3 separate regions of the Homo sapiens genome follow, and regions 2 and 3 are each linked to region 1. Evidence: chromatin loops called from intact Hi-C (ENCODE). Cell type or tissue: B cell. All regions are shown on one strand. Links, peaks and the distances in the headings refer to the core of each region. The heading gives the core; the rest is flanking DNA. Region 1 overlaps PARP14 (poly(ADP-ribose) polymerase family member 14). Region 2 holds the start of PARP15 (poly(ADP-ribose) polymerase family member 15). Region 3 overlaps PARP15 (poly(ADP-ribose) polymerase family member 15).

Region 1 (10,984 bases), core at 2,517-7,516:
TTCTTATTTCAAATTTATTACTGTTTCTTACAAAGGAAAAACTAAATGGACTTGCTTTTGTTCATCGATCAGAATCTTGAATGCTTAATATGTGCCAGGCACTGGTCTAGGTGCTGTGGGCACAGAGATGAATAATCAGGTTCCTGCCCTTGAGAAACTCATAGCCTGGGGTCAGGGAGGAAGCCCATATGTAAACAAATAAAGAAGGTCCAAGAGAAGAAGCTGTCTCTAAGCTGTGAACAAAAAGCTGTGGGAAATGGGAGGAAAGGGACCCAAACAAGGTGGCTTGGTCTTGCTTCTGTGAAGTTTATATTCATAATGTCCAGAATATATTCCATCTGCTTGACATAGATCTTTCCCTATCCATCTGGTAAACCCCTCTTCATTGTTCAAAACCCAGATCAGAGCCACTTACTCTGGGAACCATTGTCTGATTCCCAGTATTAGTCTTCCCACCTCATTTGATCCCACAATAGGCAATTTATTTGCTCTCAAGACTTGCTCCCACATGGATGATGCACTGGCAAAGATTTGTTATATTTATTTCTGTATCCTCAGATCCTAGCACAGTGCCTGGCACATCGTGGGCCCACCATCAATACTTATTATTATTATTATTTTAAGATAGAGTCTTGCTCTGTCGCCCAGGCTGGAATGCAATGCAGTGGCGTGATCTCAGCTCACTACAAGTGATTCTCCTGCCTCAACTTCCTGAGTAGCTGGGACTACAGGCGCGCACAACCATGCCTGGCTAATTTTCGTATTTTTAGTAGAGACGGAGTTTCACTATGTTGGCCAGGCTTTTCTCGAACTCCTGATCTCAGGTGATCCGCCTGCCTTGGCTTCCCAGAGTGCTTAGATTACAGGCATGAACCACCACGCCCGGCCAATACTTATTATTAAAGAGACAATTGAGTTGAGTCCTAAAAGATGAATAGGATCAAGACAAAAACTAGAGAAGAGCATTCCAAATGCAGGAAATTGTATACACAAAGACCCTTTCAAGGAGAAGGGGTTTTACAAAAATAATGACTAGTTTTTGTGGCAACACGGACAATAAAATGAATGGCAGGGAATAACCGAAGGTGATGCTTGGAAATTAGTTTCGAGTCACATCACCAAGGGCATTGTACACCTGGCTGAGGAGTGTCAACGCTCATACCTGCAGGTAATGGGGAGCCATTGAAGGGCTTGAGAAAGGGGTGAAATGAGATTTGTAGGGAAAACCCTCAGGAGGGTTGGTGAGGTCTGGGGCAGGAAGTGGGGACACAGCTCAGTGGCAGCAATCCAAGTAAGACATTCGTGTGTGTGTCGCCCAGCGACTGGGAGTTTTAGGTATGTAAATTCTCATGTAGGTATTAAAATCTTGTGTCTAAAAATGGAGTGCTTAGCTCTTCCTTTTATTTCAATTAGTAGCCAGACATTTTCTTCTATACAACATAAAGATACAATAAAAATTTACTGATTTTCTTTCTTTTTTTTTTTGGTTTGTAGATACTATAAGATTTGTTGATGATTGTACCAAGCACCATTCAATTAAACAACTTCAGCTTTCTCCAAGACTTCTGGAAGTGACAAACACAATCAGGGTTGAAAACCTGCCACCTGGTGCTGATGACTACAGTTTAAAACTTTTCTTTGAAAATCCCTATAATGGAGGGGGAAGAGTTGCCAATGTTGAATATTTTCCTGAAGAGAGTTCAGCTCTGATTGAATTTTTTGACAGAAAAGGTAATATTTATTAACCTGTCATACCTGGCATAATCTAGGCCATTATTAGCAGAGCTTAATAGTTATAAATTTAGTTCTGATGTGTTTTATTTGTTTATTTATGTATTTCTTTGGGAATTGAATAAATAATCCTGTTCATCTGCGATATGATGCTTAATAAGGCCAGTGATTCAGACTTTAGAGAAGCAAAATCAAGTTTTTGAAAGATATAAGGAGGTTTTTTCATGAGTCTCTACCTATGATGGGCTGAAAAATATATTCTTGGGATCTTTGAAATAATATATTAAAAAGGAGATGATCTGTGTTTTAGCCACACACTTGATAGAAGCTCTCAAATTAATTATGACAAGGTTAGGTAAAGAAATACTCAGCAACTCATAGAGTTCCTATAAAGTACCACTCCTTTCACCTATTGTATCATCATTCAAAAATGGACAGGAGTGGTTTCACATGACCAGTGGATGCCTGCTGGACTATTGTTTGGAGTGACCCTGTGAAACCCATGTCTAGCTGAACCTTAGAGAAACACTTCTGAGTGTTTTGTGATATAGACTGCCAGTTCTCTGAGGCATATGCAAGGTCAGCTTGGAGGTTCCACTTGTGTTCAGAAGTCAAGGCTGAGCAGAAGGAATTAGGGGGCCAGGCTTCTTGGGAAAAGAAGGAAAACTGTGCCTGGGATTAATCAGGGTGGGGCATGACATAGGATAATGTGGTATGCCACCCACTTGAGAGAAGTTGTTTCAACAAGGTACTTGAAGGAACCTCCCTTTTCCCAACTCAGTTTTCATGTGTTGGGAAAACTGGATGAAAGTATGGTTTGAATTAAAATGGAATGAAAGACCTACTATTCCTTGGGCAAAGGGACAAAGAGGAGCTTCTGTCACATATTCAAATCTCCCTCTGCCTGGTCTTGGGCCCAGGGAGAGAGAGGGGTACATAAAATCCTCTACCCTAGAAATTAACCTCCCAGTTTGTGGTGAGAGTTGATATTTTCAGGGCTTTCAAACATCTTTAGGGCATGGGGCTGTTGGGTTTGTCCTCAGAAGGGCTATTCTGCACATATACAACTAATGTTAAGTACTATTTAATTAAGGTTTATTTTCTGCCAGAGCTATTCATGTAAACTCTATGAGGCACTCTCAAAGGTTCCCTTTCTCCCTGATCTCTTTGCACCATCTAACTTTTTTGACCACACCTCCTCCTCCAAACTCACTCATTCTCTGTCCTCCACCATCTGTGATTTACTGACTTTCTTTTATGTTCTCTAGCTTCTCCTTTTTATTTTTTATTTTCATTTTATTATGTATTTGAGACAGGGTCTCACTGTCTCTCAGGCTGGAGTGCAGTGGCATGATCATGGCTCACTGCAGCATCAGCCTCCCCAGGCTCAGGTGATCCTTCCACCTCAGCCTCCAGAGTAGCTGGGAGTACAGGTGCATGCCACCATACCCAGCTAATATATTGTATTTTTAGTAGAGATGGAGTTTCGCCATGTTTCCCAGTCTGGTCTTGAACTCCTGGGCTCAAGCAATACTCCCTCCTTTGCCTCCTAAAGTGCTGGGATTATAGGCGTGAGTCACTGCACCCAGCTTAGCTTCTCCTTCTTTTAATTTTAACTTACATTTGCATAGCTTCGCAGGTTATTACCAAGTGCATTCAGACAGTCTTATGGGCATCTTGATTGTTATAATCCCTGTTTTGCACATGACGAAACTGAAGCACAGAAAGGTCCAATAACTTGCCCAAGATTACACAGCTAGTGAGTGACATAGTCAGGATTTGAACTTGGGTATTCTGGTCCCATAACATATACCCTAACTTCTCTCCTCTTTCCAAATCTCCTGTTCACCTATAACGTTAATTTTTCTTATAGGATATTTCACCATTCACAATGGGTTGCCAATAATGAGGCAGATGGTAGATAGAGCTTGGTTTAAAAGAGAATTTATTGTACAATATTGTGTTTTATGTAGATTTCTTGAAAGGAAAAAATTAGGCATTTTACTGTAAAATTATTTGGTTCAACTTCACAAAATCTGTTTTATTTCTTAAGAGAATTTTCATTGAACACCTATGTCTGTAAGATCTTTTGCTGTTTTTTCTGCTACAGTATCTCACAATCCCATTAATAATCTGCACAGTTAGATAAACTTTGTCCTTACAGACAAGAAAAGCAGGATGGAGACTTTAAGGCATATTAAGGTGACATCTGTGATGGTTCTTGAGTCAGACAGACCTGAGTTTGATTCCTGGCCTTGGTGCTTACTAGCTTTGTAATCTTGGCCGAGTTACTTTAACCCACCTAAGCCTCTGTGTTCTTATCTGTAAAATGGGGTTCACATTACTGGTTACTTAGAGGAATGCTGTGAGGTTGAAATGAAATAATACCAGCAAAGAGCCTGGTGCCTGATGGTGCTCAGTAAGTTGGTAATCATAAATACTGCCCAGGCTCAGGGCTGCCACAGAGCCATGTTGAAGCTATAAAGCTCAGGGCTGCCACAGGGAAGTTGAAGCTATATGTTTGGGCCTCTGAAGGCCACTGCTTTTCCCTCATGCTTGATACCAGCTCTAGGACCCAATCATACACAAGGTGAAGTTATTTTTAACATCTTTCCACAAAGGTTGCTCTTTTAACCCAAGTTGTTATTGGAGCACATTCTGATTCCCTTTCTGCAGATGCTCTGCTTAATAACTTACACAAAACGAGGAGGGGCTTGGAAGAGAAGAGCATGCACATGCACACACATGCAAACACACCCAGTGAAGTGGAAAAGGGAGATTCCAGCAGGGCCAGGAGGAGGTGTGGTTCTTACTGAATCATAGTCTGTGGGGCTGGGCTCTCAGAGGACAGTGATGATAACTTGGATTTGGTAGAGGGGCAAGAGGATGGGCGTTGGGGTTGGACAACCACTGAATCTCAGCTGAATTATCTGCAGTCTATGTAACCCTATCCAAGTTATCTAACCTTTCCTAGCCTCAGTTTTAGTAGGATGATAATAATAATGTCTCTACCTCAAATGGTTGTTGTGAGGATGAAATGAATTAAATATATGTAAAGCACTCAGAATAGTGTGTGACACATGCTAAGCTATAATAATTTATTATTATGCTCCTCCTTTTTGAGGTATTAATGTTAATCTAAGTCAACTTTGAAGCCTAAAATTATAGGACTGTACAAGAAGAACAAATAGCATAATACTAAGGTGAGCTTCACTTTGAGCACCAAAATATTTTTTATACTTTGAGCACCAAAATATTTTTTATACTAGGGCAAACATTATTCTCACGATTGTGACCAAACTCATGTATTTCTTAACATGATGGTGATATATCAGTAATATCAGGAAAACAGTAAACAGAATTTAATTAACAAGATTTCAACATAGATGGATCTTGGCTAGAAAGTAATTATTCCATTCAATAAGGGATACCTGTGCACTGCTAACACATATCAGTTTATATTTGAGCACTTTGAGAGTATATTGCTTTTTAATACGCTGTAACATCAAAATTCTACCAACATTAGTTTTTTTTACTCTAAAATGGGAAGATTTTGTTTTGTTTTTCTTTGCCACATATCATCTTGGTCTTACATTGTTTTATTTCTTTCCTTTAAGTGTTAGAAAAACATTAGATTTTTTTTTCTCTAAAATAGGAAAATTTTGTTTTGTTTTTATTTGCCATATATCATCCTGGGCTTACATTATTTTACTTCTTTCCTTTTAAGTGTTAGACACCATCATGGCCACAAAACTCGACTTCAATAAAATGCCACTTTCTGTGTTCCCATACTATGCCTCATTGGGCACAGCCTTGTATGGAAAGGAGAAGCCTCTGATCAAGCTTCCAGCACCATTTGAAGAGTCACTAGATCTTCCCTTATGGAAGTTCTTACAGAAAAAGAATCACCTCATTGAGGAGATAAACGATGAAATGAGGCGTTGTCACTGTGAGCTCACGTGGTCCCAACTCAGTGGTAAAGTTACCATCAGACCAGCAGCCACCTTAGTCAATGAAGGAAGACCGAGAATCAAGACCTGGCAGGCAGATACTTCCACAACACTCTCTAGCATCAGGTCTAAATATAAAGTCAACCCAATTAAAGTGGATCCAACAATGTGGGACACCATAAAAAATGATGTGAAAGATGACAGGATTTTGATTGAGTTTGATACACTTAAGGAGATGGTAATCTTAGCAGGGAAATCAGAGGATGTCCAAAGCATTGAGGTACAAGTCAGGGAGTTAATAGAAAGCACTACTCAAAAAATTAAAAGGGAAGAGCAAAGTTTGAAGGAAAAAATGATCATTTCTCCAGGCAGGTATTTTCTTTTGTGTCACAGCAGTCTACTGGACCATTTACTCACGGAGTGCCCAGAGATAGAGATTTGTTACGATAGAGTCACTCAACACTTGTGCTTGAAAGGACCTAGTGCAGATGTGTATAAAGCAAAGTGTGAAATCCAGGAAAAGGTGTACACCATGGCTCAGAAAAACATTCAGGTTTCTCCTGAGATTTTTCAGTTTTTGCAACAGGTAAACTGGAAAGAATTCTCTAAGTGTCTTTTCATAGCACAGAAGATTCTTGCACTTTATGAGCTAGAGGGTACAACTGTTCTCTTAACCAGCTGTTCTTCTGAAGCCCTGTTAGAAGCAGAAAAGCAAATGCTCAGTGCCTTAAATTATAAGCGCATTGAAGTTGAGAACAAAGAAGTTCTTCATGGCAAGAAATGGAAAGGGCTCACTCACAATTTGCTTAAGAAACAAAATTCCTCCCCAAACACTGTAATCATCAATGAGTTAACTTCAGAAACCACAGCTGAAGTCATCATTACAGGCTGTGTAAAAGAAGTAAATGAAACCTATAAATTGCTTTTTAACTTCGTTGAACAAAACATGAAAATAGAGAGACTGGTTGAAGTAAAGCCTTCCTTAGTTATTGACTATTTAAAGACAGAAAAGAAGCTATTCTGGCCAAAGATAAAGAAGGTAAATGTGCAGGTAAGTTTCAATCCTGAGAACAAACAAAAAGGCATTTTACTAACTGGCTCAAAGACCGAAGTACTGAAGGCAGTGGACATTGTCAAGCAAGTCTGGGATTCAGTCTGTGTTAAAAGTGTCCATACTGATAAGCCAGGAGCCAAGCAGTTCTTCCAGGATAAAGCACGGTTTTATCAAAGTGAGATCAAACGGTTGTTTGGTTGTTACATTGAACTACAGGAGAATGAAGTAATGAAGGAGGGAGGCAGCCCCGCTGGGCAGAAGTGCTTCTCTCGGACAGTCTTGGCCCCTGGCGTTGTGCTGATTGTGCAGCAGGGTGACTTGGCACGGCTTCCTGTCGATGTGGTGGTGAATGCATCTAATGAGGACCTTAAGCATTATGGTGGCCTGGCCGCTGCGCTCTCAAAAGCAGCTGGCCCTGAGCTCCAGGCCGACTGTGACCAGATAGTGAAGAGAGAGGGCAGACTCCTACCGGGCAATGCCACCATCTCCAAGGCAGGAAAGCTGCCCTACCACCACGTGATCCATGCAGTGGGGCCCCGCTGGAGCGGATATGAGGCCCCGAGGTGTGTGTACCTATTAAGGAGAGCTGTGCAACTCAGTCTCTGTCTAGCCGAAAAATACAAGTACCGATCCATAGCCATCCCAGCTATTAGTTCTGGAGTCTTTGGCTTTCCCTTAGGCCGATGCGTGGAGACCATTGTTTCTGCCATCAAGGAAAACTTCCAATTCAAGAAGGATGGACACTGCTTGAAAGAAATCTACCTTGTGGATGTATCTGAGAAGACTGTTGAGGCCTTTGCAGAAGCTGTGAAAACTGTATTTAAAGCCACCCTGCCAGATACAGCTGCCCCGCCAGGTTTACCACCAGCAGCAGCGGGGCCTGGGAAAACATCATGGGAAAAAGGAAGCCTGGTGTCCCCGGGAGGCCTGCAGATGCTGTTGGTGAAAGAGGGTGTGCAGAATGCTAAGGTGAGTGTCGCTTTTACAGAACACCACCAGGGCACTGTGACTTTACTTAGTCAGTGGCTCTCTCATGGAGGGCTGAAGAAAGATAAGGACCAAGGTGAGAATCAAGGGAGAGAATCCCATGCCTTCCACCCCTGCCTTGAAACAATTTTCCTTAGATAATTGGGCTTCTTACCAAATCATTTACTAATAGAGATCGGCCAATTATTTGTGAGAACTGAAAGGGTATAGAGGTCAGATTGCTAGATTTCCAGTAGATGTAAAACTCCATAATATCACACGTTTAGACAGTTCTCTATACCTTACACCTGCCGTGTTTTGGTAAATCTAAGACTAATTTCCTAATTTACTGACAGCAGATACAGAACAATCAGAGCATAGGGTATGCAGAGGACAGGAATCTTGTCAATGATGCTGAGCAAGAGTGAGCTTGGGGCCAGAGTCTAAGGGGCCATCAGCGCCCAACACCAGTGAGGAAGTGAAAAGTGGACCTGAGGAAGTTACAGGTGCCAGGCAATATGTGGGGACAATTCTTGTAGGCTGCAGGGGCATGGCAGGGGTTGGAGGGAGGCTAATATGTTTCTTTTTCTTTTTATTTTTTTGAGGCAGGGTCTCTCTCTGTCATCCAGGCTGGAGTGCAGTGGCACCATCTCGGCTCACTGCAACCTCCGCCCCCTGGGTTCAAGTGATTCTCCCACCTCAGCCTCCCGAGTAGCTGGGACTACAGGTGCATGCCACCACGCCTGGCTAATTTTTGTATTTTTTTTGGTAGAGATGGGGTTTCACCATGTTGGCCAGGCTGGTCTTGAACTCCTGACCTCGGGTGATCCGCCTGCTTCAGCCTCCCAAAGTGCTGGGATTAGAGGCGTGAGCCATCATGTCCAGCCAGCACTGTGCTGTTTTTGACATGCATGTTCTCATTCACTGCCATGCGGCAGATTCTAGGATTATTATTATTCTCACTTTACAGATGAGGGAGTGAGACTTAAAGGGGTTAGGTAATTTGCCCACATCCCCCAACTAGCAAATGGTAGAGCCAGGATTGGAATTTGTTCAGGCTCTTAACCATTGCACTCTTTCAAAATGTTAAAAATAATGTTGTGTCTCATTTTAAAAAATTAAATAAAAACTCTTTGGACCAAGCATCAGTTATGGGAATGAATTTCATTCCTTGTCTCTTTTGACACCAAATATCAAGACATTCTTTCCCAGCTAGGCATGGTGGCTCATACCTGTAGTCCTTACTACTCGGAATGCTGAGGTGGGAGGATCACTTGAACCCTAGGAGTTTGAGGCTGCAGTGAACTATGATCATGCCACTGCCCTCCAGCCTGGGTGGACAGAGCAAGACCCTCTCTCTTAAAAAAAAAAAAAAAAACAAAAAAAAAAAACAAAAAACAAAAAACAGTCATAGTTTGCTTTCCTTTCACTCCCATAGATGCTTAGCTTCCATGGCTGTAATAACTGCTCTGCATTACTCCTTAGTGACCCAGGCAGGGCAGCTTTGAAAATCACTTGGTTACATTCCCTCTCCTCTGTTCTCTTGACCTCTCTAATCTAGCCCGATTAATCTGCTCACATTCACTGATGAAAAAGCTTCCGGGGCTGCTCCCTTTCTGTCAGGGAGTCCAGATGTCTTGGCACTCGAGGTGGGCCCCCTAGTTTACCCCCAGTGTAACATTTCTAGCCTGGAGCATACCATTTTGCTGCAGAAGCTCTCTCAGATCAAATTAATCTGTTCACAGCTCACAACCCACCATGCCTATGTTCATGCTGCTCCCTGTCTTGCTCTGCCTGCTGAAATTCTTCCCATTTCTCAAACCCCACATTGCCCATGGTATCTTCACTAGTTACTGAAACAGCTTTCTCTGGACTCCTTCAGTGATGCCATACCATTCATAGATTACTTTTTGACTGCTCTCTTTTTTTCCTAAGTGTCACTTCAATAAGTATTTAGTCACACTTTGTCTTATGTTGATATTTCAATCACTGAAACCGTAGTCATCTTAGTTGTCTCCAATTGTGCCAAGCCCAGTGCCTCAAATATAGTAATCATTGATGAATGCTTTTTGTTAAAATTTGAAACAAATTTTTGGTTTTGTCTTTAAGACCGATGTTGTTGTCAACTCCGTTCCCTTGGATCTCGTGCTTAGTAGAGGGCCTCTTTCTAAGTCCCTCTTGGAAAAAGCTGGACCAGAGCTCCAGGAGGAATTGGACACAGTTGGACAAGGGGTGGCTGTCAGCATGGGCACAGTGCTCAAAACCAGCAGCTGGAATCTGGACTGTCGCTATGTGCTTCACGTGGTAGCTCCGGAGTGGAGAAATGGTAGCACATCTTCACTCAAGGTTGGGCCTGGTTTTGAATTCTCCATGAAGTTGGGTAGCCCTTTGGGTTCTCCTTTTAGTAGCATATTAATTGGACATAGATTGGGCCTTGTCTGTTTCTCTTCCATAATAATCACTCTTTTGGCAGATTCCATCATGTGGCCATTTCTTTCAGCTGTAGCTGACTTCTCCTGAGGACTAGTTAATACTATAAATGGATTATTGTGCTCAATAATTATTGGAGCTCAGGGAAGGGTTACTGAAGATAATATTATTGCTTGCTTAGTGAAGAAAGCCAGAGGAGGGTGTGAAGAATGGAAGAGAATGAAGGAAAAGAACAGTAGTTGCTTTGCTTCTTTCCTTCATTGTGAATGTGTTTAAGTCTCTCGCATTCTCTTTTCCTTTTCCTTGCCTTCTCCTGTATTTTTCTTTCCTCTTCTGATTGCCCTTAATCAGTGTTGACAGCAAAAAGGAGTATTCAAGTTCACAAAGTTGCTAAATTCTTGTCCTTTTTGTTCTAACTCCCATTTCTAGACAAGATGTATAAGGATGTGCTTTGTGCGTTTCAGATAATGGAAGACATAATCAGAGAATGTATGGAGATCACTGAGAGCTTGTCCTTAAAATCAATTGCATTTCCAGCAATAGGAACAGGAAACTTGGGATTTCCTAAAAACATATTCGCTGAATTAATCATTTCAGAGGTGTTCAAATTTAGTAGCAAGAATCAGCTGAAAACTTTACAAGAGGTTCACTTTCTGCTGCACCCGAGTGATCATGAAAATATTCAGGTACAGTGCCACTAATTTCTGATTATTTTGGCAACTGAGACCTAGTGTTTTTTCAAATGTCTTTTTGGTCTAACAGGATACTTTTTTCATTCATTTCCCCATTCAGGAAAGTAAGAAGGTAGTTTATACTTGTAGTTGTAGTTGTAGCATGACAAATTTTAAGAAAA
Region 2 (10,984 bases), core at 3,729-8,728, 120 kb before region 1:
GCGTATTAGGAGTCTCAGATGTCATCACTTGGAATGATATTCACCACAAAACATCCCGGTTTGGAGGACCAGAAATGTGAGATCCTTTTGGGATGTAATGGCTGCTCAACAGAGTATAGGGATTATGAAATACGGCAATTTCTGGATGTGGATATAAGTAGACTCTATAGCAGTGGAATTGGTGTTTTGAGAGCTGCTGATCGGGGATGGTAATCTCAAAGACAGAAAGATTGGTCCCCATCAACTTCTACCCTGCCAGCTATAAAGTACTATGGAGTTATTTAAATTTTGCACCAAAGGACAGGGGGCTTTTGAATCCGAGATGAATACTATATAAGCTGATTTAATTTGAGGCGTTGTGTCTATCTGAAGGCTAGATGCTCGGAATGTCACTTTGCTTCCTTTTAAGGTCACCTTTCTTTTTCACCCCTTCCCCCACCAGTCCACAGAGAACCTGAAATCACTTGGCCAATAATATTCTAGAAAAAGTCTAAGTTGTGAGGAGACTATTGGTAGAAACTGTATTATACGAAATCCAATTGTTCTTTATGAAACCCAAATAGGATTCCTCAGACCCTTGGCACTAAAGAAAAAATATATACCCTGAGACTTTTCCAAAACCTTAAATTTGAAAATCCTACTAGCATGTGATTACGATGCCCCCCTAAAACACAGTATATTATTATATTTTTAGGAGAGTCACTACTTACCATAAACTGAAAAATTTTAAGAATTAACATAGACATGAAGCCTCAAAGTAAATCAACGTATTACTATTCATCTTGGATTCTCAAACCCCCTGCCCTTTGATGCGAAATGTAATAAATACATCATATTAATACTTTGTAGTTGGCAGGGTAGAAGCCAGCTTGAAAGGCAGATGCTGGCCAGACAGCTAGGCTCACTCGCTAGCGAAATGACTCGCATCTGCGAATTTAAAAGTCATGATACGTCATCCACCTTCAGGATTACTTGTGAATGTTTGCAACACTGGATATTAATTAAATCCTTAAATGCTGGATATCTATTGCACATATCCGAACAATTTGTGGTGACACTAAAGGAATTTTTGTTTCTTCAGGTATGGCTATCCTGATCCTTCTTACCTGAAACGTGTCAAAGAGGAGCTGAAAGCCAAAGGAATTGAGTAAGACAACTGCTGGAAGATGTCTTAAATCAAGCTTTCAAAAAAATATATTTTAGGAGGCTGATTTAATGCCAGTCTAAATCCTTATGTAGAAAGGACTTTGAAATTTTTCTTCTCAAGAAATGGTTTGTATAAGAATAACAATCTGCTAGTCTGTCATTTCTGGAGTGATACTTTTTTTTTTGAGACGGAGTCTGCTCTGTCGCTCGCGCTGGAGTGCAGTGGCATGATCTCGGCTCACTGCAAGCTCCGCCTCCCAGGTTCATGCCATTCTCCTACCTCAGCCTCCCGAGTAGCTGGGACTACAGGCGCCCACCACCATGCCCGGCTAATTTTTGTTTTTGTATTTTTAGTAGAGACAGGGTTTCACTGTGTTAGCCAGGATGGTCTCGATCTCCTGACCTCGTGATCCGCCCGCCTCAGCCTTCCAAAGTGTTGGGATTATAGGCGTGAGCCACCGCGCCCAGCCCTGGAGTGATACTTTTTATGGAAGACAAAAGCCCCCCAAATCTGTGTAAAATCTGCTGCAAAGGTGTCATCCCTCTTGTGTCATCACTGGGGTTAGAGGTGGGTCCGAAATAATCTTCTGTGTCCTTCAGTTGGACTCTCGGCTGCCAATTGATCTCTTTTTCATTGCCATCTCTGGGGTGGTTCTTTGGTTTTTTGTGTGTTTTCCCCTTCATCTCTACCTGTGAAAGTGAAATTCTATTGTAAATGGGAGGAAAAAGGGTTGGTTGTGAAAAATTAAAGACCCACATTCTGCTTTCTTACTCATGGTAAGAAAAGTGGCCATGAGTAGAGATTGGGCAAGCATTGGTAATAAATGGAATAAGACTATTATTATTATTATTTGAGATGGAGTCTCACTCTGTCACCCAGGCTGGAATGCAGTGGTGTGATCTTGGCTCACTGCAACCTCCACTTCCCGGGTTCAAGCGATTCTCCTGCCTCAGCCTCCTGAGTAGCTGGGATTACAGGTGTGTGCCTCCACACCCGGCTAATTTTTTGTATTTTTAGTAGAGACGGGGTTTTGCCATGTTGGCCAGGCTGGTTTCAAACTCCTGAGCTCAAATGATCCTCCTGCCTTGGCCTCCCAAAGTGCTGGAATTACAGGCATGAGCCACCACACCCACACAAGACTATCATTTTTAATGACCAAGAGCCTAGTATATAGTTGGTGCCTGTCTTAGTCTGTTTGTGTTGCTATAAAAGAACACCTGAGACTGGGTAATTGATAAAGAAAAAGGTTTGTTTGGCTCACAATTTTGCTGGCTAGAAGGTTGGGCATCCGGTGAAAGCCTCAGGCTGCTTCCATTCATAGCAAAGGGCAGCCAGTGTGTGCAGAAATCAAATGACAGAGAGGAAGTGAGAGAGAGAGGTGTCGGGGAGGTGCCAGGCTCTTTTTAACAAGCAGTTCTTCAGGAACTAAGAGTGAGTCACTCCCATGAGAACAGCACCAAGCCATTCATGGGGGAATCTGCCCCCATGACCCAGACCCCTCCCGTTAGGCTTCACCTCCAACACTGAGGATCAAATTTCAACATGAGATTTGGAGGAGGTCAAACAAACTAAACTGTAGCAGTGTTTCATAAAATTGTTTGCCTGACTCAGGTTGCTAGTAAGCCAGCAGAGGGATATTTGCCTCCTAAATCTTTGGCAGAGGCAGGAGTAAGGAAGCCATTTCTGGAGTCCTTGCTACTAATTTGGAAAACTGAGCTTCTTTCTTTCATTGCTTTTTCCCTTAAGAGACAAGTCCTTACTATATTGCCCTGTCTCTCAAGGGAAGACATCAAGACTGGACTTGAACTCCTGGGCTCAAGCCATCCCCCAACCTTGGCCTCTCGAGTAGATGGGATTATAGGCATGTGCCACGGTGCCTGACTTGAGTTTCTTATTCTAGAACACTTGGAGCCTGAACTCTGACCAGGCCCCTCACTTGAGCCTTTGCTTTCTGCTCCTTGTAAACTGCCATATTGGGTGCACTTGCCCTGCCACAGTAATGCTATATATTTCTGAGCATTGTTTTTCTCTAGATAATTTTATATTTTTGAGTATACCCCACTTCCAAGTGTTTTTTGTTTTGTTTTGCTTTGTTTTTGTTGTTGTTGTTTTGAGACAGGGTCTCACTGTGTCCCCCAGGCTGGAGTGCAGTGGCACAATGACGACTCACTGCAGCCTCAACCTCCTGGGGCCAAGTGATCCTCCCACCTCAGCCTCTCAAGTGGCTGGGACCACAGAAGTGCACCACCATGCCTGGCTTTTTTTTTTTTTTTTGGTCGAGATGGGGTGTCCCTGTGTTGCCCAGACTGGTCTTGAACTCCTGGACTCAAGGGATCCTCCTGTCTTGGGCTCCCAAAGTGTTGGGATTACAGGCGTGAGTGACCATGCCTAGCTCACTTCCAGGTTTAACAGACAAAATAAACTTACTCTAGTTTCCATCTCTATCATTTTATAATAACCGTAGCCCACATTGTAGTAGTTTTTCAGCTCTTTACTAAGTCCCACCAATTCATGTTTTCACCCTTAAAATCTTTCTCACTGATACTCTCTCTGGACAGAAAAAAGGTGAAATAAGCCTACTATAAGGAATATATGACATGCTAAATTTTATTTTTAAACGGTTCTTCAAGTCAGATTAAAGTAATAATAGCAAATTATGTGATTATCCATGTCCCAGCCTCTCTCCAAAAAAATAGTAAACAAGATGTCTTCTTCTTTTCCCAAAGATACACATACACACATGTACAAATTTTTTTATCAGATAATAATAGCTAATATTTAATGAGTACTTACCTTAGTTTGTCCCCTTTACAACAGCTTTACATCTGTGTGATTGATACAGTTCATATTCCCATTTTATAACTGAGAAAACTGGTGCACAGAGAGGATAAGCAACTTGCCAAAGGTCACACAGTTAATAAGTGGAAATGCTGGGGTATGAACCAGGTAGTCTGCCCCCATAGCTCTGCCCCCCAGAGCTGTACTGTCTCCCATGAGGGTACTTCTCCATGGAGCAGCCTGAGGCGATCCCTTTATTCTGGGCTTCTCTCAGAAATGGATTCCCACACAGTATTCAAAGCAAATTTCCCCAGAGGAAATCCTATTGGAAGAACTTAAAAACTCAGAATCTTTTTCTTTGTCCAGAGAGTTGAGGAAGCTTAAGCTAAATGATACATGTTTTTAAAAAAAAATCAGATTATAAATTTAGTTTTTGGTGATTCATTAAATTCTTTACTATTATAGTTATTTTCTAGCTGTTCATCTTTTAGCTAAATTTGTTCCAAAGAAGCAAAAGTTTGGTTTCTACTAAGTTCTGGATTCTGGATGGGAGATTGCACTGTGTGTGACATGCAAGTTTCATGGTGTGGGAGATTGCAGAGCATTTGGGTTACTGCTTTTACTCTTTGGAAGCTGTTATCATCTGTATCTGCTTTAAATAAAGTTAAAGATTTGGAACAAATTGTGTTCTTTCCCTTGCTTCTTTTTTTTTCCTTTAGGTTGAGATTCTGGGTGTTTCCTACAACACACACAGCATACAGTTGTATAACATGTGCATGGAGATCTTTGGTTGATTTTGTGTGTAGCTGCTTCCTAAATATGATCACAGTACAACTTAACTACTCTTGACTTCACTGCTGTTACTTTTGGCTGTAAAAATCACATTTCTCAGTATTTTTTCCTTATAACATATAGGTTATAAAGATAAAAGTAGGCTGCAGATATCATCTCTTCTCTCCTGGAGAGAGTATATACAATACCCTATCAAACTATATTTGCCCTCTCCTTGCTTCTTGAGGTTCTGTTTCACCTCTCCAACATTGGTGCTGAAGTACCCAGACAGGTCATTGAGCACTATTAGATCAGGGGCACCCTTCTCTCCAAAGAAAAAATAAAATAAAAGAATAATACATATTTGATGCTTCCCTGAAAATAGCATCAAAGTAATCATTAGGAGAAAAATAAGATCTTTATTGGACTTCCTTACACTTACCGTAATAGTTTAGTGTTTACAAAAATTATCCAGGCATGGTGGTACACATCTGTAATCCCAGCTATTCCGGAGGCTGAGGCATGAGAATTGCTTGAACCCAGGAGGCAGAGGTTGCAGTAGGCTGGGATCAGGCCACTGCACTCCAGCCTGGGCAACAGAGCGAGACTCTGTCTCAAAAAAAAAAAAAAATGTTTAGTACTGTTTTTGGTTTGATTTCCATACAGAAGTTAGGTGCTATTTCCTTTTTTATCGATTGGGTCATTTTTATTGATCAGATCTAAAACATAGAGCTTGATGCAAAGATTAAGATATTAATAATTTTGGAGGTCCAAGCCCAAGGACAAACAAAAAGAGAAGTGAGGCAAAGTAAGATGTAATGTAACGCGGTGCTAGGGGTTATCACCCTGGTTACTGCTTCACAATGAACCTGATGTTGCTGGTCTGGGAATTACATTTAGAGATCCACTGGCCTAGAAAATAGAGTTTAAACTCAGCAGCATGGCCGTTAGCGATTGCTCATGCCACTTTGCATACTTTGTGCTCCTTCCTCACCACCAAGTCCCTAGGGTTCAGTCACACCAGACTACAAGATTTTCCAAAGCACAGTCTATGCTTTCATTCATGTGATCTTTGTTCTGTGTAATCCACCCCCATCGCTGCTCTCTGCATGACAGATGATGAAAAAGGGAACTCTGAAGAGAGAGAGGGAGAGAGAGACACACCTCATTCTCATTCTTCACCTGATTTTCCTCTTAGAAAGTCCCCTACTCATCATGCAAGGTCTTACTGAAATGCCACTACTATAGAAACTTTTCTCCAATCTTGTCTCTAAATTACAACGAACCACTGATTTCTGTTATCCTAATACTTTATATGTATCTCAATGCAAATACGATACCAAAACCTTTTACCCTGCTCTCTGCCTTGGAGGTGGTACTGAGGGCTGACCTCTAAGTACCACATCAGCTCCATTCTCTGATTACTCATTGGGTTCTGCAGTGGGAGGTACCAGCACGAGATTGGAAGGCACACGGAGAGAGTACTTGGGATGCTTATACTCCCCTGGCTGTCTTCCGAAAGCAGTCATGGGTTCTACCTGCTGGCACTTGGTATAGCTCTTACCAAGTTCAGGAGATGCCCCCTCCCTTGCCCCTTCAGCCTAGATGGTAAGGGGAGGAGGCTACTTCACCATCTCTCAATGGTTTCCTTAACCCTTTGCCCACACCTGTGTAAATAATTTCTTTATTAAATTATCTTCAATTATTAATTTTGAGTATACCATCTGTATACTGCCAGGACTTTTCGTGATACACCAGGTAACAGTATTAATCTATGTTTTATTTCTCCACCTCCTACTTCACCCCTCACTCCAAAGAGAGGGGATCTGTGTCTAATTCATCTTTATAATCTTAACACAGTGCCAGGCATATCAAAGGCCTTCAATACGCGTTGATTGAATTAAATAATGCCCTGTTGGGCCAGAGGGGAACCTGACTCCAGCCCTGGCTTAGGGAGCACAGGAGAGAACCCAGTGTATTTTTCTAAATATGGGTGTGTAGGGAGAATTGGGGGGAAAGGAGTGGGATGCCCAACAGAAAAGGAAAGGAATACTGATTCCTGTGTTTTAATGTGCCAGGCATTCTACAGACTTTATCTCATTTAATCTTCATTATAATAACATGAAATAGTTATGGCTGTGCCCACTGTACAGATGCTATTGACTGAGGCTACATAACTAATAAAATTGCAGACCTCAGGATTTTGACCCAGGATTTGTCTGGCAGTAACGTCTGTCCCAAAGGGCGACACAATCCTGAGGCAGCTGTTCGCAAACTCGAGGCCTCAATCTTTGACGGAAGCGGTTTTCAGAGAAAAGAAGTTCGAGGCACAAGCCTGTTGGGTGGGGCGCAACTGCAGTCCCAGCGAGCTGAGGATGGCTGCGCCAGGCCCCCTTCCTGCCGCTGCTCTGAGTCCAGGGGCTCCGACCCCCAGAGAACTTATGCACGGAGTTGCAGGTGTTACTTCCAGAGCCGGACGAGATCGGGAGGCGGGGAGCGTGCTGCCGGCCGGGAACCGTGGGGCGCGGAAGGCCTCCCGGCGCTCTTCCTCCCGGAGTATGGTGAGGAGCGCGGGGGACGGGTGCGGGAAGGGGACAGCAGGGCTGAGCCTGGGGCCCGCAAGACCCAGCAGCCCGAGCGGGCGCAGAGACCCCACGCCACGCACAACCCTCTCTTCTAGGGGGCGCCGACTACACTGACTTCCCTGTTCCGGAAGAGGGGGATGCGTGCTGCTTCTTTTTCCTTAGCATTTCTGGTGGTTTTTTTTTTTTTTCCCTTAAAATTTAAAAGTTCTTTATAAAGTTTGAAAGGATATGAGTCCTTTATTCGTGATATGTGTTATGAATATGTCCTCCCAATTTATTTTTTGTTTTTTGAGTTTGCTTATGGGGGGCTTTTGTTTCTCTTTGCCATGCAAATATTTTAAATTTTGTGTGGCAAGACTTACCAGTCTTTTATTTTATGACGTCTAGACTTTTAGTCATATTTTAATATATGACTTTTAGTCATACTCTTCCCTACACCCAAGTTATAGAAGAGTTCACTCATGCTTGCTTCTAGTACTTGAACTGATGTATTTTTTACATTTAGATCTATAATACATTTGGAGTGTGTTATTGTGTGTGGTTTGAGGAGTGAATCTAATTATTTTTTTTCAAATGGGTATCAAGTGTCCCAACACCATTTATTATAAAGGTCGTCACTGTCCCAGTAACTTGAGATACCAGCTTTATCATGTACTAGACTTTCATATGTGGTTCGGGTATTTCTGGACCTTCTATTTTCATCCATTGACCCGTTTATTCATCTGCTTTAGAGAGGCTTTGCTGTATGTTTTAATGTCAGGGCTAGTCTTCCTAGAGAGTGCTTCCTTGTCACTATTTTCCTAGCTATTCTTGTTGTTTATTTTTCCTTATGAACTTTTCTGATGTATGATCAGTTTAAAAAAAAAAAAGAAAAGCTCTTTGGAATTTTTATTGGGATTGCATTAAATTAATAAATTACAGAGAGCTGATATCTTTAGGTGGTGTTGACATGGTCTAACCTACTGTGCTGTGAAAGATTGAAAATTTGAGTATGTAATGTATATGATATTAAATTGTGAATTGGTGGGACATATGTAACAGCTTTTCAACAATTGTAGATACTGGTACTTCATATCCTCTTAAGGAAAATTTGCCTCCAAATTTTAAGCTGGAAAGTCACTAGAATAACTTTTAAAAACAATTACAATACATGACTTTTTAAACTTTTTTGTGTGTGTATGTTAAGAATAGTGTACAAATTGAAATATCTGTGTACTGATCCTCGACACAACCAATGAAATCTCCATTATGAAGGAATGTTTTGAAGCACATAGAAAAGGAAGCGAAACAAAGGATGCCTTTTCATTGTTTAAGTCTATTTTTGTGTCTTTAAAGAAGGTTTATAGTTATCTTCACATAAAACATTTCAATTTTTCTTTTTTCTCAATATTATATATGAGGTTTACTCATTCGCTATGTTGTCTATTTACGTGTATGTATGCTTTGATGTTTTCTTTCATTTTAAAAATTAAGGTGTAATTTACAGACAGCTTTTCTATATTTAGAAAATTCATACTTTTTAGTGTATACTTCTGTGAGTTTTGACAAATGTTTACCAGTATAATGAAGATATAAAAGAGTTTTCTACCAGTTTCTTTGTCTTCAACCTCTTCACTCAAGATGAGCTCCTGGCAACCACTAGGGTCATCTTTTGGTCCCTGTAGTTCCAGAACGTCATGTACATGAAATCATTCAGCAGAGAGTCTTTGGAGCCTTAGGTATCACTAATTTGCTACTGCTTTCTATTAATAGTTAAATTTCATTGTGGTCAGAAAACATATTTTTCATTATTTGAATTCTTTAAAATCTATGTATTGAGGGCCGGTCGCGGTGGCTCACGCCTGTAATCCCAGCACTTTGGGAGGCCAAGGTAGGTGGATCACTTGAGGTCAGGAGTTCAAGATCAGCCTGGCGAACATGGTGAAACCTCGTCTCTACTAAAAATACAAAAATTAGCCAGGCATGGTGGCACACACCTGTAGTCCCAGCTACTCAAGAGGCTGAGGTAGGAGAATTGCTGGAACCTGGGAGGCAGAGGTTGCAGTGAGCTGAGATTGCGCCACTGCACTCCAGCCTGGGTGACAGAGCAAGACTCTGTCTGAACAACAACAGCAACTATATGTATATATATATATATATATATATATATATATATATATGCACGCGCGCACACACACACACAGAGACATTTGTCTTATGGACACAATATGATCTATCTTGGTAAATTTCCAAGCACACTTGAAAACAAAGTACATTCTCTCATTGGATAGAGTGTTCTATAAATGTCAATTAGGTGGAGTTGGTTGTTGTTCAAGTCCTCATGTCCTTACTGATTTTATGTCTACTTGTTCTATCAATTATTTAGAGAGGATGATGAAATCTCCAACTATAATTGTGGATTTGTTTATTTTCTCCTCGGAGTTCTCTCAATTTTGCTTCATATATTTTGAAGCTCTGTTATTAGGAATAAAATGTTTAGGATTATTTCCTCTTGATGAATTGGTTCATTTGTCATTATGAAATGACATTTTTACCCTTGATAATATTTGCACTGAAATCTACCAAGTTTCTTTTTCTTTTATTTTTAAAAATAATGATAAAATGCATATAACATCAGATTTACCGTCTTAACCATTTTTAAGTATACAGTTCAGTAGTGTTAGGTGTGTTTACATTGTTGCATAGGCAATCTTCAGAACTTTTTCATCTTGCAAAACTGAAACAGTATGTGTTTGTCTTTTTGGGACTGACATTTCACTTAGCATAATGTCTTCCGGGTTCATCCATGTGATAGCATGTGTCAGAATTTCCTTCCTTTTTAAGGCTGAATAATATTTTATACGTATATATAAACATATTTTGTTTATACATTCACCAACTGATGGATTTGGGTTGCTTCCACCTTTTGGCTATTGTGACTAATAATAATGAACTTGGGCTAATAATAATGACTGTACAAATACAGTCATGCTCTGCATAATGAAGTTCAGTCAGTGACCGACCATGTAAACCATGCTGGTCCTGGAAGATTATAATACTGTGTTTTTACTGTACCTTTTCTATATTTAGATATGTTTAATACACAAATCCCATTGTGTTACCATTGCCTGTAGTATTCAGTATGTTAACATGCTGTATAGATTTGTAGCCTAGGAGCAATAGACTATACCATATAGCCTAAGTGTATAGTAGGCTATACCATCTAGGTTTGTGTAAGTACACTCTATGGTGTTCACACAATGACAGAATTGCCTAATAACACATTTATCAGACTGTATCCCCATCATTAAGTGACAGATTACTGTATCTCTTCAAGATCCTGTTTTCAATTCTTTTGTATTTATATCCAGAACTGGGATTGCTGGATCATATGGTAATCCTATTTTTAATTTTTTTGGGACTGCCATGCTGTTTTCCATAGCAACCAAATCATTTTTGCATTCCCACCAACAGTACACAAGGATTCCAATTTCTTCACATCCTTGACAATACTTGTTATTTATTTTCTTTCTTCCTTCCTTCCCATCTTCCTTTCCTTTCCTTTTCTTTCACAGCACCCATCCTAATGGGTATGAGGTGATATTCCACCATGCTTTTGATTTTTATTTCCCTAATGATTAGCAGTGTTGAGCATCTTTTTATATTCTTGTCATCCATTTGTATATCTTCTTCAGAGAAATGTCTATTCAAGTCCTTGGCCCAT
Region 3 (10,984 bases), core at 133-5,132, 81 kb before region 1:
TGTTTTCATTCAGGAGGCTTTGGCTGGACCTAAGAGATGAAGCATACTGTATGTATTTGTTGTTAATCAACCCCAGAATGTACCTAACAGCCAAAGATGCCAAGGAACGTTGTTGCCCTGCCCCCTGCTCACCTACAAATACTCTACACTTCCCTCAGCCTATTGGATGTAGGAGATTAGAATTATGGGGCTTCAAAAGAGGAGGGATAACGATAGTGGTCACAAAAAAGGCATGTGACTTCCTGCAGAGCCACAGTCAGCACCCCTGCTGACATACTTGCCTGGACAGTGTTAGTTTACTCACAAAGTAAAGCAAATCAGCACTGCTATTTGTGGAGAAAATTCCTAGGTTGAACCGCAATCCTTTAAGAAGTCTCTGAGGGAAGAGGAAATATTTTGAGAACTATTGTTATCAACTCTTTGATATCTGATGATCAATGCTCCAAAGAATTGGATTAATATTTTTACACAATATTGTTGTAGTCAGTAACTGTTTCTATTTCCAGGCATTTTTAGATGAATTCACTAACTGGTCAAGAATAAATCCCAACAAGGCCAGGATTCCCATGGCAGGAGATACCCAAGGTCTGGTAAAGTCGTTCTGCTAAGGAAATATTTCCTTTTGCTGAGCAACTCTTCAGTGGTAGTTGAAGTCCAGTAGAAGTAGGCAAAGCTAATTCACATGAAGAACAAATCTGTGATGGGGGAGGTGTTAGAGCATGTCCCATTGTCTGGGCACACAAAGAAGCAATCGCATATTAACATGAACCAAATTAATGGTAATGAAACCAGAGTTTCTAAGAAATGGTAATAAAATAATAACTAAACCGTGCCTGGCACACTATACTTTACTGATTGCTTTCATATATAGTATATTATTTAACGTGTACAATGGCCCCGTGGCAGGTGGTTCTGTTGCCACTGTATAAACGTTGAAAGGTAGATCTAAAGGGTTTAAGGGATGAGCTGAAGTGGCACAGCTAAGTTGTAAGCCTCAGAGTGTGGAGTGGAGAGTAATATGCCAACAGGTTAAAGGTAACTTCCTCTGAGCAGTCTTTTTTTTTTTTTTTTTTTTGAGATGGAGTCTTGCTCTGTCACCCAGGATGGAGTGCAGTGGCGTGATCTTGGCTCACTACAAACCCCGCCTCCTGGGTTCAAGCAATCCTCCTGCTTCAGTCTCCCGAGTAGCTGGGATGACAGGTGTGCACCACCACACCCAGCTAATTTTTCTGTATTTTTAGTAAACACACGGTTTCACCATGTTGACCAAGCTGGTCTCGAACTCCTAACCTCAAGTGATCCTCCCACCTCAGCCTCCCAAAGTGCTGGGATTTTGGAGCAGCCTTTATATTGCTACACCTGTGGTAATAAAAGACCCTCCTAGCAGTGTTGTCTGCAAGAAAGGACAGTGCCCTTTTCACACTCCCTTTTTTTTCTCACTCCTCTCTCTTGACACCCCAGCAGCTCTTGCCAGTAAACAGACTGACACTATCGGATATTTCTGCCTTATCCTATGTAACTCAGAAAATGTAGATATGCTTACTGTCACAAAGCGTTATTTTCTAATTTCCTTTAAAAAGAAAACCAAGCTGTTTAAGAGGCCAGGAGATGTGGCAATATTTCGGTTTATGTTGGGGGAAAAGAAAGAGGGCTGAGCTGGGAAGAGAATAGGGCCCCAAGATGAGTGCTGTTCCTCCAGAAGCTGAGCCAGCCCATTCTTTACCTATTTTCTTTCTTTTCAGGTGTGGTCGGGACTGTCTCTAAGCCTTGTTTCACAGCATATGAAATGAAAATCGGTGCAATTACTTTTCAGGTTGCTACTGGAGATATAGCCACTGAACAGGTAGATGTTATTGTAAACTCAACAGCAAGGACATTTAATCGGAAATCAGGTACTTTATTTAAGCAATATATTGTAATTATTAGTATGACTAATTTCTGGAAGGGAAATTGTGGCTAATATTTGCCCTGAGTGGACAGAGAGTGTTGTAGAAAATATGTGGTCTCTGAACTCAGGAAGACGTGGGTTGAATCCCAGCTATGCCACTTAGCAATGTGTAGCTGTGGACAAGTCACTTAACCTCTCTGAGTGTCAGTTTCTTTGCCTGTCAAACACCTATTTCCCAGGAGAGGATTAGATGGGGTGTTAACTGATATAAAGGTGGAGTTTAACTGACGCATTGTACTTAGTGTCAGCTCTCAACTGTTGAATTTCCACAAGTATAGTTTAGTACCTCTAAGTTCCTCTATTTTTACTTTCCTGTTTATGTAACCTACTTGGCATTTAGAACTCACCTTCGGTAGCTCTTCTCTTCTCTGCATTACACTGACCGAGAAATGAAACGCAACCGTTTTTCTTTATTTTCCGTGACATGTTTGACTCCCATTATAGTAACACATTCGGGCAGGCCCTCCCCTCATATGTCTATTAATTTATAACTTATACACATACACTCAACCTTTTTGGGTTTTTTGAGGCGGAGTCTCACTCTGTCGCCCAGGCTGGAATGCAGTGGTGCAATCTTGGCTCACTGCAACCTCTGCCTCCCGGGTTCAAGTGATTCTCATGCCTTAGCCTCCTGAGTAGCTGGGACTACAGGCATGTGCCACCCCCTAATTTATTTATTTATTTATTTTTTAGTAGAGATGGGGTTTTGCCATGTTGGCCAAGCTGGTCTGGAACTCCTGACCTCAGGTGATCTGCCTGTCTTGGCCTCCCTAAGTGCTGGGATTACAGGTGTGAGCCACCATGCCCAGCCCTCTTAAACTTTTGTATATTATAAAATGTTGACTTTTAAATTAAAAGGGTAAAATAAAACGGAAATAGAATTTAAATATTTTCTAAGTTGAAAAATATTATGGAACTTACCATGCAGAAGTGAATCTGTAGAATATCCATTTAATTCATTGGTCATTCCATTTTTCAGTCATTTAAAATGTAGACATAAAGAACATTTGGTTATTTGAAACATGCTAAGTTGAATCTATGCATTTATCCCTGTCCCCTTTTGGAATTCCATTATGTATTACAGTATACAGTTGTATACTGTAAAGGAATGAAAAGGATATAAACACACAAGAAAAAAGAACGTTGGAAGGAAAACAACTATGAACAAAAGATAACAAATTTTTAGACGATGGGGAGCTGCTAGCCAAGGGTGGTAACTGCCATGGAGTAGAGAAAATTTAGTACCTGCAGGCGAGAAGAGTAGCCCCAGAGACACAGGAATTAGAGGCTGCTGGTATCTGGGAAGGCAGGGGGCAAGTACAGAGATGAAAATAAGATTGAATGAAATTCCAGATCAGTAGCAGTTAGACTACTTGATTGGATCCTCCATCCTATACAGCAGTAACTTTCCTTGCTCTTCCCTGGCCAGAGATGGGAGGTTTATTCTCTAGAGAAACAGAACCAGAGGGATTTTGGACTTAGGGCACCAGGCATAGGTGAGATGAGGAGCTAGGCTGAAAACTGTTTAAGAGAACATCTGTGGACCAAACATCGAGTGCCCAGCCCCTCTCCTGCATGGATCCCAGAGCAGCAGACAGGAGGTGCTGCCTGCTCGCCTTACACTGAAGCCCGCTGGTCAACAAGCCTTCTTGCATAGAGCTTCTAAGCTCACTCTTAAATAGGAATGGACTGGTGAAGATCACTTGACATTTGAGGAAAATCTTCACAGCAAAGACAGAGACCAGAACAAACAAATTGAAAAGAGATTTTTTTAAAAAGAGACATTTTATAACACATATATAATCAAGGATATAGAGATATAGATATCTTCATAATGATAAAACAACTAACATTCATTCAATATTTTCTGCATGCCGGCTTCTGTGCTAAGCATTTTTCATCCATTATCTCTTTTAATGTACAAATAACCCTGTGAGGGAAGTGCCATATTAGCCTCTGTGTAACAGATGAGGAACTTATTAGTCACATACTAGCTAGTAAATACTGGAGTCAACTTCAACCCAATTTGTCAAAATGCAAAGTCCATATTTTTAACGACTCGACCCAGCTGTCATTAGACTTGACCAAAGTGGTGAAGCTACGACTTTGACTGGAAGATTCACTGGAGTGAAACCAGCTGTTTAACTGAGCAGGGCAGGGAATCAAAGAACTTAGTAAAGTGCTTGATTTTATTACAGTTTTGAGATCCATGCTTCTCAGTATCAGAACTTTTATTTTTATAGTTTCATTCGTTTTTACAAAATAATAAGGGTAGAATGCAAAAAATTTCAAATAACTGCAAAAACAGTCCTGTATAAATAGAGAAGGTAAAGTTGCAGACGCCAGCCTTTCAGCTCCTGGGCACTTCCATGGCACTGAGATCAGACTGTTCATCAGCCACTGGGTGGAGGTTGCTATAGAAAGAGCAGTTGGTCGGGCGTGGGGGTGGTCAATGGATTATGCACAAAAGGGTGAGTTGAGCAGAAGTCTAATGTACAAAAACTATAACCACTTATTGAATTCTAACTGATGCCTTTTACCATTAACATGTCTTATTTAGGTGTGTCAAGAGCTATTTTAGAAGGTGCTGGACAAGCTGTGGAAAGTGAATGTGCTGTACTAGGTATGGGCACATGTTACTTTTGACTACAAACTTGAAAATCAGAGGGCTGAGATTACAGTGAGAGGATGTACAGGAGGACTGGAGGTGGAGTAAGTAGCGAGCAAAACTTTGCAAGAAGGTTGGTTCACTGGAAGAGCAGGCAGAGGTGGTGGAACTTGGAGGCTATGGGGGAGAGGTTCTTCATCCCACCATCTCATCTGTCTCTTACTTCCTGAGTAGTAAAAAGAACCCAGGCCTGGGTCCTAATAATCCAGGCTCTGCCATTTACTGAGCGATCCTAGGCACGTCATCTAACTGCTAAGAGCTTTGCTTCTCTCATCAGTAGGAAAGTTCTACTAATAAGTAGTGTGGGAAAGCTGTGCCACAGGTGGTTTTGAGGATCAGAAGGAACAATTAATGTGAAAAGTTCTGTAAACTGTGAAGTGCTGTACAAACTTTCCCCAAACTTGTTCTACTTCTTCCAGCACAACTGCATATAGCCAACTTCTAATCCTTTTATGAATGAGTGTGGACTTTGAGTGGGGAACCTAAGGTAGTGATTATAAACTGTTTGTCCTTCAAAATATCCCTTGCAGAGTAGGGTAGACACTCAGCTATGAGTATGCTTTCAAGAAGTCATAGAGCACCATGTTTGACAATGTATTCCCACAACCGACCTGCTACAATGCCTGAAACTCCTATCTTAGTAGCTGTCCTCTGATTAAGAAATTTCTCTGGAGTGAATACAGTTCTGGAGTGACAGCAAAGGAAGGTAATATTTGATTACTAACATGAGGACGTTAGCAGGTGTTTGAGTACTGGGAGAGCTCGCTGTGCCTGGGAGGCAGGAGCAGAGGATGAAGGTGGGCTGGACAAGCTGGAAAAGCCTGAGGAGGCTGCCTGGGAGGGGAGGGTGGGAGGGACACCCGAGGGGCCCTAGGGAGTGCCTGGTCATGGGTGCTCCTCAGGAGGGCAGGATGGGATGGGCAGGGATCCACTCTCCTCCTCCCTTTTGCTGGCCCCAGCCTTACTCAGAGCAGTCTGAACCAAAGAAGCAGTGCCTTAAAATGGCCCTCATAATTTCCATGTGCTCAAGAGCTCTAGGGTCCTGAGCCAAGGAGAAGTTTTCATCCTTTCACACCTCTGTGCCACAGAGTACGTTGCTTTTATCTCCTTCAAAATTAATGTGGCTGAATGTGCATAGAAATTGCTCTTCTGGGACAGCAGAGTGGGGGTTAAGAGCTATGGAGACTGGCTGCTTGGGTTCGAGTCCTAGGCAATCTTTAGCTACTGACCTTACCTCTCTCTGTGGCTGTTTCATGTGTGTAATGGGGAAAACAGTACCTGCCTCATAGGCTTGTTTTGAGGATTGAGCAGATTGATGCAGATAAAGTACTTTTGAACAGCACCCCAAATACTCAACAGTGTATTTGTTGAGCTCGAGAATTCTGATTGTAAAGAAAATGTGGTTGTCACAGTCCAGTGAATGAAACCAACAAGCTCGAGTGAGACTGGGCTTCACAGCCTTCACGGATGTCAGCTGTTTTCATTTCTCAAAAATCAAAGTGTTGCCTCCAGTAATTAATGGGCTGCATGTTTGTTTTTCTTTCCTTTTTTTCAGCTGCACAGCCTCACAGAGATTTTATAATTACACCAGGTGGATGCTTAAAGTGCAAAATAATAATTCATGTTCCTGGGGGAAAAGATGTCAGGAAAACGGTCACCAGTGTTCTAGAAGAGTGTGAACAGAGGAAGTACACATCGGTTTCCCTTCCAGCCATTGGAACAGGTTTGCAGCTTATCATTCTATAATAAAATTTGAGTGATACAAATTCCTTTAGAATTAGTCTCACTCTTAAGCAGATCAGTGCTGAATCCATCTGAAAGTGGGAACAATGATGTAAATCAGAGAGGGAGCCATCTTTTAGATCTGGAGGGCACCACCAGCTACTGGGCCGAAGCCTCTTTCCTCCATCTTTCTTCTTTATTTTTTCAAGACAGAGTCTCACTCTGTTGCCCAGGCTGGAGTGCAGTGGTGTAATCTCAGCTCACTGCAACCTCCTCCTCCCAGGCTCACGCAATCCTCCCACTTCAGCCTCCCAAATAGCTAGGACCACAGGTGTGTACCACCATGCCTGGCAAATATTTGTATTTTTTATGGAGACAGCGTTTCCCCATGTTGCCCACGCTGGTCTCAAACTCCTAGGCTCAAGCAATCCGCCTGCCTCAGCCTCCCTAAGTGCTGGGATTACAGGCATGGGCCACTGTGCCCACCCCTTTCTTCTTTATTTTATGTTCCCTAAGTATCTTTCCAAGTTTGGTCCTTAACTTCATAGTTTTCTCACTCTTCATTTTTTCTCCTTGGGGGATTCATTCAGTCTCATGTCTGGTAACATTTCTGCATTGACTCCCAAATCAGCATTTCTCATTCTCTCCAGGATCTCCTCTGGGGGAGTTTTCTATTACCAGAAACTTCATTACATCAGAATCCAAACTCATGATCCTCTCTTGAAAACAGACACTCCTCTTGAGCTCCTGGGCTTTCTCGTTTCCTCCTTTGGTGGTGCCATGACGCTCCCAGCTGCCCTGGCCTGCCATCCTTGCTTTGTTGTGTCCCCAGACACCCACAGTCAGCAAGTCCTGCTGAATCTTCTTCCAGAGAGTTGTTGAATTCCAGCCTTTCTTTTTGTTTCCAAACTCTTCAGACCTCCCCCATCTGGTTTACTTCAGCATCTCCCAGCCGGCTCCTCATTTGTGCATTCATTCATTGAATTGAAATGCCGTTACCTAGGCTCTGTGCAAGGCACTGGGGAGAAAATCATGAGTAAGATGCAGTCACTCCCCATGAGCAACAAACTCAGGTTTGTCCTGCTCACAGTTTCTAGGAACGCTTTCCTCATCTCTGTCATATCATCCAGTCATTTGCTCTTCTTAGTTGACAGTGCTACTGGTCACTCACTTCCTGATTCATTCACATCCATGTCCCCTGTCACTCTCATGGAAGTGAGGGCTTCTTATTTGGGAAGTATTAATAGTATGTAGCCACAGATTACCATTAATCTAAGAGAGTTTTTCAGCAATTAAATTCCTGGTCTTACAGCCACCACCATCATTTTAGCTCAACTCTGTAGACTTCCTTCCTCTTCCCAGATTAAAACAGAATGCTCCTGCAGGTATCCCAGGTCCCTCTCGTATGAACCCCAGGGCACCCTGCAATGTTTGCAGTACATTCTTCCTGGCTTCCACACACCGATAACCTTTTGTTATAACCTTTTGCTATCGGCGGTAATGAGGCCAATAGGGAAGCCAGGGGGAACGTGCTGCAGGCATTTTGTTACCACTTTTTGTTTCTTTTATTCATGCATTTCTCCCGATCTGGAGCTTCTCCCACACCATCTGGCAAATTACAGCTCTCACAAACCCAAATTGTTTTGTTCCCATCACCCAGGGCAAGCACTCTGCTACTTGGCACTGGGCAAACAGAGTGGAGTAAGCTCTGGCCCCTTCAGGAATTCATGATTTTGGAACAGATGCAAGACATTGTAACCAAGAATGATACCCAATGCAGAGGTCACAGGTGTAGGTGTGTTCAGCCACATAGTGGGAAGGGTTGCAACTGGATAGGTGGAATGAGCCTGTCAAGGGACTGCATACAGAAAGAGAAGAGGGCTGAGACCAGAACAGTGAGAAATGCCCACAGGTAGATTGTGGCAGGGAAAGGGCAGAAAAGTCAGCAAAAGAACCAACCAATAATCGTAAGTGTTGGAGGAGAGTAAGTGCAAAGCCCCAGAGGAGGAAGTGGGAGGCCATGAAATGCTTGTGCCACACCTCTTCGACTGTGAATACATTGTGAGATCCTCAAAAGGGAAGGACCAGATCTTTATGTCTTCTCTGCCCCGTGTTGAGTGAAGAATCATTGCCCATTAAATTTTGTTGAATGGAGGAATGAATAACAGGTGATTTTGATGATGCCTTCAGAGATGCTCATGGATGTTCTCTTCCCCATTGATTTCAACGGACATTTTTGGAATGTTTCTCAGACCTGGCTCAGGGGCTCACGCCTGTAATCCTAGCACTTTGCGGGGCTGAGGCGGGTGGATCACTTGATTGCTTGAGGTCAGGAGTTCGAGACCAGCCTGGCCAACATGTTGAAACCCTGTCTCTACTAAAATAGAAAAATTAGCCAGGCGTGGTGGCGGACACCTCTAGTCTCAGCTACTCAGGAGGCTGAGGTGGGAGAATCACTTGAATTCGGGAGGCAGAGGTTGCAGTGAGCTGAGATTGCACCACTGCACTCCAGCATGGGCAACAAAGTGAGACTCTATCTCGGAAAAAAAAAAAGAAAGAAAGAAAAAATAAATGCTTACTAGACGCAGTCTATTTTGAGTACCACTAAACTCCTATGAAGTAGCTGGAATAGCTACATTAGTTGTATTAGTAATATTAATAATTGCTAAGATTTATTGAGTCCTTACTGTACGTTCTAGGTGTTTTACATGTCAAAGCTCATGTATTCCTCACAGTAACCTTATATAGGGTGATCAATTCTTTCGAGTTTGACCAGGACTTTCCTGGTTTTAACACAGAAAGTCCCATGTTGCAGGCAGCCTCTCTGCTCTGGGGAAACTGGGAGGGTTGGTCTTCATACCTGTGACATGGAAACTATTAGCAAAGACAAGTTTATTGTGAAGATAATGAAGCTTAAGTGATCAGACTTCACTTGCACAGGCTTTTTAAAAGATCCTGAGAGGAGCCCTAATAATGTCTTCACCTGGTTATATGACTTAGTAAAATTTCAAAAGTAGGATATTTTAACCATCATGAATTAAGACCACTGTTTCCCCCACTTTGACGTCTCATACTTCCCCTTGCACTGAGTGATGCTGGGGTGGCTGTAAACATTTATGCGATACAGCTAAGGAAAGTTGCGTTAGGAATCTAATTTTCAGCATTTTAAAAGATACACTTTGTTGTGGTTTCTTTTCTGATTCTAAATATTCACCATTATACATAATTGTATACTTATTCTTTTTCTGAGATATGTAAATTTCAAAACCTGGATCCATCCTATACTCTGTGTCCCCATTTTGTAGATGAGGAACTTGAGGGTAGGTTCAACCTAGCAACAGAGCTAGGTTCAAAGCCATGCAGCCTGGTCCCAAATCCTGCACAAATTTTACCATTACTTTTTTTTTTTACTATTACATTTTTTTACCATTATTATATTCTTAATTACTCTATTCTTACCTACCATATTCTTATCCCTATTACCTTCTATTATTACCCCCAATTTCTAGCTGAGCAAACTGAAGTGTAGAGGTGTTATAGGTTGAGTGTGTCTCTCCAAAATTCATATGTTGAAGTCCTAACCCTGGTACCTCAGATTTAGAGATAGGGTTTTGTTTGTTGTTGTTGTTGTTCTTTGTTTGTTTTTTTGTTGTTGTTTTTTGAGACAGTGTCTCACTCTGTCACCCAGGCTGGAGTTCAGTGGCACGATCTTGGCTCACTGCAACCTCCACCTCCCTGGTTCAAGTGATTTTCCTACCTTAGCTTCCCGAGTAGCTGGGATTACAGGTGTCCGCCACCATGGCTGGCTAATTTTTGTATTTTTAGTGGTGGCAGGATTTCACCATATTGGCCGGTCCAGTCTCAAACTCCTGACCTGAAGTGATCTGCACGCCTTGGCCTCCCAAAGTGCTGGGATTACAGGCGTGAGCACCTAGCCTGGAGATAGGGTCTTTAAAGAGCTAATTAAGTTAAAATGAGGCCATTAAGGTGGGCCCCAAACTAATATGACTAATGTCCTTATAAGAAGAGGACATTAGGACGCTGCCAGGTATGGAAGGAAGAACATGTGAAGACACAGAGAGAAGACAGCCATCTACGGGTCAACCTTGCTGATACCTTGGCCTCAGTCTTCTAGCCTCCAAGATTATGAGAACATCAGTTTCTCTTACTTCAGCCCCCCGTCCATGGCTTTTTGTACCGCAGCCCTAGCTAACTTCAAGAGGGATCAAATGACTTACCCAAGATCAGACAGCTAGTAAGTAGTGGAGCCAGGACATAAACTCAGCTCTTCTGCATCCAGATCACATGTTCTTATTTCTGCACTGCCAATGCCCATCAGCTAAAGATCACCAGGAACACACACTACGGGGACCTCTGCAGCATCTCAGTAGGAGAGTGTTAGAAAGGACTTAATGGATTTGGGCTTGTTTTAGGTGATTTTGTGGCAGTCTCAAGTAAGTGGGGCTTTTCTCTGGATCAGAGACTTTTAGGAAACAGACATAATTCTATGATTGGGTATCTTATCTAGAAGGAAGGAGGATGCATTCTGGCTAAATGTATGATTGGTAATGCAGCAGCTGTCACTCTTTTTTTTTTTTTTTTTTTTGAGACGGAGTCTTGCTCTGTCGCCCAGGCTGGAGTGCAGT

What was found. Peaks named below come from ENCODE experiments on the same cell type or tissue, not always from the same donor. Only the 100,000 strongest peaks of a DNase experiment are listed, where the experiment ranks them.
Region 2: a loop joins it to region 1, with 7 times the contacts of the local background. A loop is called at or near these places in 26 of 110 quality-filtered maps.
Region 3: it touches region 1 in a loop (2.7-fold over the local background); 2 of 110 quality-filtered maps call a loop at or near these places.

Annotation. Positions count from the first base shown.
Region 1 is chr3:122,693,932-122,704,915 of GRCh38, forward strand. It overlaps PARP14 (poly(ADP-ribose) polymerase family member 14), which reads left to right. Exons shown (of 17, transcript NM_017554.3): 5 at 1,495-1,731; 6 at 5,459-7,704; 7 at 9,811-10,047; 8 at 10,596-10,817. Among named protein-coding and RNA genes, the nearest start is that of PARP14, 19 kb to the left of the region's middle. RefSeq lists an enhancer at 7,159-7,659. In B cell, for the core only: no CTCF peak of the experiment used is centred there; a DNase peak (open chromatin) is centred at 4,500; H3K4me3 peaks cover 2,717 bases; H3K27ac peaks cover 5,000 bases.
Region 2 is chr3:122,570,597-122,581,580 of GRCh38, forward strand. DTX3L (deltex E3 ubiquitin ligase 3L) reads left to right here. Exons shown (of 5, transcript NM_138287.3): 4 at 1-76; 5 at 1,082-4,607. The coding sequence ends at 1,151. It overlaps PARP15 (poly(ADP-ribose) polymerase family member 15), which reads left to right and starts at 7,054. Exons shown (of 12, transcript NM_001113523.3): 1 at 7,054-7,257. The coding sequence starts at 7,072. RefSeq lists enhancers at 5,437-5,486, 7,021-7,300 and a silencer at 7,361-7,410. In B cell, for the core only: no CTCF peak of the experiment used is centred there; DNase peaks (open chromatin) are centred at 5,765, 7,115, 7,885 and 8,515; H3K4me3 peaks cover 3,755 bases; H3K27ac peaks cover 4,543 bases.
Region 3 is chr3:122,615,273-122,626,256 of GRCh38, forward strand. PARP15 (poly(ADP-ribose) polymerase family member 15) reads left to right here. Exons shown (of 12, transcript NM_001113523.3): 5 at 507-585; 6 at 1,743-1,892; 7 at 4,509-4,571; 8 at 6,172-6,339. Among named protein-coding and RNA genes, the nearest start is that of PARP15, 43 kb to the left of the region's middle. In B cell, for the core only: no CTCF peak of the experiment used is centred there; a DNase peak (open chromatin) is centred at 2,209; H3K27ac peaks cover 4,262 bases.